Linked DNA regions of Homo sapiens: region 2 is linked to region 1. A link is a contact called in ENCODE Hi-C or POLR2A ChIA-PET data. All regions are on one chromosome and are shown on one strand. The core of a region is the stretch at or near the end of the contact, and the rest is flanking DNA. Distances in the headings are between cores, read along the strand shown.

The links. Hi-C counts contacts between places; a loop is a spot of excess contacts on that map. ChIA-PET counts read pairs that join two places held with the same protein, here RNA polymerase II (POLR2A). Pooled maps may share reads with other maps.
Region 2: a loop to region 1 is called in a map of PC-9, with 8 times the contacts of the local background. The contact joins two enhancer-like sites. A Hi-C loop is called at or near these places in 4 of 168 maps with a recorded cell type or tissue (B cell, Caco-2, PC-9 and 1 more), 1 of 37 single-sample maps with no recorded cell type and 7 of 50 pooled maps. POLR2A ChIA-PET finds 5 or more read pairs at or near these places in 5 of 52 experiments (HCT116, OCI-LY7, T-cell and 2 more).

What each region holds. Positions count from the first base shown.
Region 1 is chr12:116,598,464-116,602,065 of GRCh38, reverse strand. No RefSeq gene overlaps it. Among named protein-coding and RNA genes, the nearest start is that of MAP1LC3B2, 41 kb to the right of the region's middle. Within about 2 kb of position 2,104, at least 28 of the 41 ENCODE cell types and tissues checked have a DNase peak (open chromatin) inside an H3K27ac peak, as active enhancers do.
Region 2 is chr12:116,493,546-116,497,149 of GRCh38, reverse strand. No RefSeq gene overlaps it. Among named protein-coding and RNA genes, the nearest start is that of LINC02457, 20 kb to the left of the region's middle. RefSeq lists an enhancer at 1-354. Within about 2 kb of position 1,734, at least 5 of the 41 ENCODE cell types and tissues checked have a DNase peak (open chromatin) inside an H3K27ac peak, as active enhancers do.

The sequences.
Region 1 (3,602 bases), core at 855-3,354:
ATTCACACTGGAACAGGGTGACCAAGTCACCCTGGGACTTCATTGTTTTAAAACTGAAGATCCTATGTCCCAGATGCTCCCTTTGTCTCAGACAAACCAGGAGAGTTGGTCACCCTAACTCTAGGCCGCATGGCACAGGATGAGCTTTGTAGTCCTAGCTGTCAGTTACCCCTCATGGTGTTGCCTGAAGTCTCTTTCTGGATATCTTTCTCCCCTGCTTATGACTCCTCTATGGCTCCCCAGGGCCCACTGAACTGGATTGAAACACCTCTCTACAGTGCCTAAGTTGGCCTGAGTCTTGCTTCCTGATCCACCTCCCTCTAGCTGTGAGTCACCCCAATTAGTCACCATGCCTGAGACCCACCATGCACTTTCCTATGCCCTTTGGGTTGGAAAAAGAGCTTTTCTAGAGAGGAAACCCACTCTTGGAGTGTGCTCAACTTGTGCCAGTAGTGAAGGAGTTAATTTGCCTAGGGTTTGTATTGTCAGACTCACCAGATGTTGCTGCCAGTGAGTTGGGGCTCAGATATGACTACCACTTGGTGTCAGGAGGGACACCATTTGTTCCAGAGAGCCCCAGGCACCCGTTCAGGGAAGGGCAAAGCCACCAGACACATGGAACCACCCTAAAAGAAAATAAAGACTCCCTTCCTTCCTTTACTCTTTATTTTTAAATTTTATTTTTAAAAAAGTATTTTTCTATGTAGAGAGAGATCTCACTATGTTGCCCAGGCTGGTCTAAAACTCCTGGACTCAAGCGATCCTCCCACTTTGTCCTCCCAAGTTCCGGATTACAGGCATGAGCCCACCATGCCCAGCCTACTCTTTAAACTTTTCAAAGCAGCTTCACATACATGCCTCAACAGATCCCCTCCATATCTCTGAGCAACAGGTAAGATGAATGTCGTGCCCATTTGACAGGTGGGAAAACTGAGGTGCCGATCAGAGAGTCTTATCCTCAATAAAGAAAGGTTTCTGGATGGGGAAGAGCAGGCACAGGGGTATTTCATGTCTCATAGCAAGTTGGTGGCTGAAATGGAACTAAGCAAAGTCTTCTGACCTATTTTCTATGAGGTTTTCATTCATTTGTTTTTCAGATATTCATTAAATGCTTATATGTCAGACACTGTGGTCATCTCATAATAATGATTATAGCTAGAGTTGTCTCTACAATCCTACACTTTCTACCTACAAGTCCCATTGCTAAATTATTTACGTGCCCTCTCTCATTTCAATGCGCGACAGCCACCCTTTGAGGTATGATTACTATTACTATCCCCAGACACAAGTAAGGACACTGAGCTTGCCCAAGGTCACTTAGCTCCTGAGCGGGTGCTGGGGTGTAAGGACTTCAAGCCTGTGCTCCTTTACTGCTTTGCTGAGGCTTGTTATCTGCACTGGGGTGGCCTACCCTCTTGAAGCTTACTCTTTTTTTTGAGACAGAGAATCTTGCTCTGTTGACCAGGCTAGAGTGCAGTGGTACACGGCTCACTACCATCTCCACCTCCTGGTTCAAGCGATTCTCCTGCCTCAGCCTCCCGAGTAGCTGGGATTACAGGTGTGCACCACCATGCCTGGCTAATTTTTGTATTTTTAGTAGAGATGGAGTTTTTCCATGTTGGCCAGGCTGGTCTCAAACTCCTGACCTCAGATGATCTGCCCGCCTTGGCCTCCCAAAGTGCTGAAGCTTACATTCTTATAAGGAGATAAATATACCAGTTTTCTGAGGTCTGGCCTTCACCTCTAAGACCCTCCAAGCTATTCCTTCCCAATAAGGAATATTCCAAATAGGAGAGAAAGGATGCAGACGTTGATTAAGCCCCTTCCATGGGCCAGGCACACGCATATCCATTTTCCATACCACCTAGCAAATTGGCTACAGAGGGTACTGAAGAAATCAAGGCTCATTGGGTTGACATGGTTGTTCAAAGCTGGCATACTTGGTTTTCAGGGAGTGGAGACCTGGCCTTGGATGGTGATGCCATCTGACTTGCCTTTTCTGCCAGCCAGCTCTGGCTCTCCTGGAGGACAAGTGACGGGGGAAGAGTTTGCCATGAGTCTTTAGGTCACGTAACTACGGAAGCAGTTCTCTTGAGGCTTGATACGTGATCTTTATACAAACCCTCCTCGGGACAGGAGCCAGAAAGTCACTCTCCCACCCATTTTGGGACAAGGGAGGTGGGGGGAGGACCCAAGACCGGATCCCGGCAGAGTCCCGCTGCCCACGACAGGCAGCAGGTGGCGCCATGGCCCCGGTTTAACAAGGACACCGGGAAGGTGGAAAGGGTGGGTGGGTGGGGCGGGGTGGGGGGCGTGGGGGTTGCGGTTGGACTCCAGAAAGAAAAACTAGTGGAAAACAAGGCTTTAAAAGAAGAACAATTTGTTCCAAAACACTTGCCTTGTAACGGGGTCATCTATAAATTCTGGGATTTCCTGTTGGCCTCGGGGAGGGCAGGCAGGCCGGCCGGCGGGCAGGCCACTGTCTTCTCTGCAGTCTGGAAGAATCATTTCCAGCCCAGCTCACGAGCTCCAGCCTCCCCTGGCCCAGATTGGCTCTGAAATTTCCCAGCTTTCGTGCCCGTAAGCAGGATCCTGTGACAGCAGCGTCTCCTTGAGCGGTGCTCCAGTTTCCACTGGGTTGGGAGGAGGCGTGAGATCATGGTCATTTTTTAAAGGAGAGGCTGTCTTCGTGATCTCCCTGTTCCGTCTCCACCATCGGACTTGTTCCAAAACAATCAAAGACGTGGAAACAATAAAATGAAAGAGATGGAAGTAGCCCTTTTAAAAAGAAGACAGCTGTTCCTGTCAATACGGGGACGGAAAAGAGAAAAAGAGTTGGAAACAAATAATTTTTAAGCCCAGGACTGGCTACTTGGTTAACAGATGTGGCCTGACCTCGCTCTACCCAAATCACTTCATCATGGGCTCTGAGCGGCCAGGCGCGGTGGAGAGGGCAGGGAGCTTTGGAACCAGTCGTTCATGAGCTGTGTGACCTTGAACAAGCCATTTAATATCTTGGAACGTCCGTTTCCTCCTCCAATAAGTGGTGAACAGTAATTAATACCTGCTATGCCAGGAGGTTGTGAGGCTCATGGATGGCCTGTTTCAAAGACTCGTGTGTATCAGCAACGCAATGCAAACAAGGTCACGGTTCTCTCTTGACTGTCGTCCCCGTGCGGCCAACAGGCCATCCTCACGGGCAAAATGACAAGGAACAGCAGAACTCTAAAGGAAAGATTATCTTACAAACTCACGGTGATATCTTTACATGTCTCTGGAGGAAAAGTCACAGTGAAAATATTGCCAATCAGTCATGAAGATGGTTAGGATTATGTTTTCTCTTTACCCAGAGAGCCAAGGCCAGGAGTTTAACTGGGACCACATAAAGGAAGAAGCAGCGGCTTTGAGTCTGGCTTGGTTTGGGGTAAAGACTCCTGGCTCAGTCACAATGCAGTGGTGCCATTGAACGAGATGCGTATCTCCCTGGGTTTCAATTTCCTTATCTGTACAAGGGTGGTGGGCTGGGGGAGGTCAGGAATCATTAACTGAATGCCTATAGAGTCAGACATAAGATAAGGGAGTGAAGTGGGGGATGGGTCCGA
Region 2 (3,604 bases), core at 485-2,984, 100 kb after region 1:
GGGAGCTGGTGCCTTGTCCCCCAGTGCAGAGACTCTGCCATCCACCTCCCACCAGATGCTCCCACGCCTGGGCTTTGTAACTCCCTCCCTTCTCAAATCACCGGCTTACTTAGGAGACAGGCCAATCTGGGCCAGATCCCCTGTGAAACTCACAGCTCCCCTGATCTCTGCCTTGTAACATCATTTTTCAATTGAGTCTTTGGATTAATTACTTAATAGCTGTCTTCTTTTGATGGCAAGCCCCATGAAAGTAGGAACTATGGATCCATAGCATTTAGTATGGAATACAGTGCCATTCATCTAAATATAAGATAAGCCACATAGGTAGTTTATTTATTTTTAATTAAAAAAATTTTTTTTGAGACAAGACTCTCACTCTGTTGTCCAGGCTGGAGTGCAGTGGCGCAATCTTGGCTCACTGCAACCTCTGCCTCCTGTGTTCTAGTGATTCTTATGCCTCAGCCTCCAGAGTAGCCGGGATTGCAGGCACACACTACCAGGCCTGGTTAATTTTTGTATTGTTGGTAGAGATGGGGTTTTGCCATGTTGGCCAGGCCAGTCTCAAACTCCTGACCTCAAGAGATCTGCCCGCCTTGGCCTCCCAAAGTGCTAGTAGTTACAGGCATAATAATTTACAATTTTTTAAACAGCCACCTTAAAAAACAGAAAGAAACAGAAACAGAAAGGTACAGGCATGTGGTACCTCATGCCTGTAACCCCAGTGCTTTGGGAGGCTGAGGCGGGAGGATCGCTTGAGCCTACGAGTTCAAGGTTGCAGTGAGCTATGATCTCAACACCCCAGCCTGGGTGACACCCTGTCTCTTTAAAATAAAAAAAAAAAGTCAAAAGAAACAGATAAAACTAATTTACTAATTTTAGTAATATATTTTATTTAATCCAATATATCCAAAAACATTTTCATTTCCACGTGTGATCAATACAAAAATGTGAATGTGGTAGTTTACATTATTTTTTGCTCATACTAAGTCTTCAAAATCCAGTGTATATTTTATATTACAGCACATCTCAATTTGGGTCTAAATTTTCATTGGAAATATTTGATCTTTTTTTTTTTTTTTTCTGAGACAAGAATCTTGCCCTGTTGCCCAGGCTGGAGTGCAATAGCGCAATCTCGGCTCACTACAACCTCCGCCTCCTGGGTTCAAGCAATTCTTCTGCCTCAGCCTCCCAAGTAGCTGGGATTACAGGCATAAGCCACCGTGCCCGGCTGGAAATACTTGATCTTATTAGGTTTTATAAAATTTACAAGGAGGCTAAGTTATTCCAAACAGATGTCAAAGTTTTCCAACAGTTAAATGAATCAGTTTTTTAGTTTTAAATTTAAATTAAATAAAGTTGAATAAAATAAAAAATACAATTCCTCAGGCACATCAACTGTGTTTCAACTGTTCAACAGCCTATGTGGCAAGTGGCTACCACATTGGACTGCAAAGACAGAAGTGCTGCTATTTATGGAATGAATGAATGGATAAACCCCAGTTTCACCAAATACCAATTATATAGCTTGAGCCTTGGGGTGGTTTTAAATACCCACAAATTCTTTGCTACTCCTTTCTTCAAAAGAAGGAGCCTAACTCCTCTTCTCTTGAGCATGGGCCAGGCTTAATGACTCACTTCTAAGTAAAGGAATGTGGCTAGGTGACACTGTGTGACTTCCAAGGCAGGGTCACCCAGTGCCTTGTGGCTTCCTCCTTGGAGTCTTTTGGATCACTCATTCTGGGAGAAGCCAGCTGCCAGGGAATGCGGAGCCTTCGACAGCCCTGTGGGAATGTCCCTGTGGAGGAACTGAGGCCTCCAGCCAACAGCCATGTGAGTGCTTTAAGCCACTATATTTTTAGGTAGTTTGTTCTGCAGCAATAGGTGATTAAGTCAAGCCTTATCCATAAAATGGGGTGAAAAACCCTAAAAGGCTTTTGTGAGGTTGAGAGATCATATATATAGATCACTTAGCAGAGCTCCTGGCACACTAAATAATCAATGGCCACTATTACTATGCCCCCTTCTTTTCTTTTCTTTCTTTATTTTTTGAGATAGGGTCTTGCTCTGTCACACAGGCTGGAGTGCAGTGGTGCAAACATAGCTCACTGCAGCCTCAACCTCCCAGGCTCAAGTGATCCACCCACCTCAGCATCCTGAGTAGCTGGGACCACAGATGCACGCCACCACACCCAGCTAATTTTAAAATCTTTTGTAGAGACGGGGTCTTGCTATGTTGCCCAGGCTGGTCTTGAACCCCTGGGTTCAAGCAATCCACCTGTCTCGGCCTCCCAAAGTGCTGGGATTACAGGCATGAGCCACTGCAACCTCTCATTCATTCATTCATCAATTCACCCATTCATCTTAATGCTGACCAAGAGATACGTTGTATGCATCTCATTTGACTTAGGGAAAACAAAGTTAGAAATATAAATTTTATTTTCCAGGCTTCTCCTTTGTCTTCAGTTGTGCTAATCGCATTGGCTTATGGAGACCTACTCATCTATGTGTAGGTTCTAACTGGGACTGCTCTTTTCATCAAAACTTCCTGAATTAGTGGATGCATGAACTAGCAGGTCAATGGTTATTCATTGTGATGAACACGGTGATAAGCCACCTGGATCCGCCTTCAAGGAAGGACTTAGAGTTCAGCTGCTGGGAAGGTGGCTCACAGATGGCATACAGCTGTCAGCCCCCCTCAGGAATTGCCTCTGCTGTCTGCAGCCAGCTCGCACAGGCTGTACCCTTCCCAGTTCAGCCTGTATCCAGTGACTGACCCCTACAGGAATATAAAGACCTGGCCAATTTGGCCCATGGCAGGGACAACTCTGACAGGTCATCTATGCCCATGGGGCTGGCCAAGGTCTTGTGCCCACATCACAGTTCAACTTCTTAAAAATGGAAGAAGAAATATTACGGGGACGATTTGCACAAGCTAAAAATGCCACAAGCAAGAAATCACTTTTATTTTATTTTATTTTTCAACTCAACTTCATCTCCCTCATCTCACTGATGCCCAGTCCTGCTACCGCCTCCTCCTCCTTCTCCTGCTCCTCCTCCTCCTCCTTCTCTTCCTCCCTTTCACAATGTTGATCCCTTGGACCTCAAAGTCTGTCTCAGCTTCTGCTCCAGAGAACCTACCTACCCTAAAACACTGATTGAAAGGAGGCCTCCATTGGGTTTCTCCATCTCTGCACTATTGACTTTCTGGATGATTCTTTGTGATGGGGGCTGTCCTGTGCACTGTAGGATGCTGAGTAGCATCCCTCGCCTCTACCCATGAGGTGCCAGTAGGACCTGTCCCCCAGTGAGGGAGGATCTCCAGATGTTGTAATTGCACAGTCACCTGTAATTGAGAATCACTGGCTTAGAATAAAGGAAATGGGGAAACAGGGAAAAAGGATCAGTCACTAGTAAGGCACAGCCAGGTCTTGCTGAGAGTGGAAAGTATTTCAGGATTAGGCTGGGCGCGGTGGCTCACACCTGTAATCCCAGCACTTTGGAAGTCCTGTGCGGGCGAATCACCTGAGGTCAGGAGTTCAAGACTAGCCTGGCCAACATGGTGAAACCCTGTCTCTACTAAAAATACAAAAATTAGCCGAGTGGT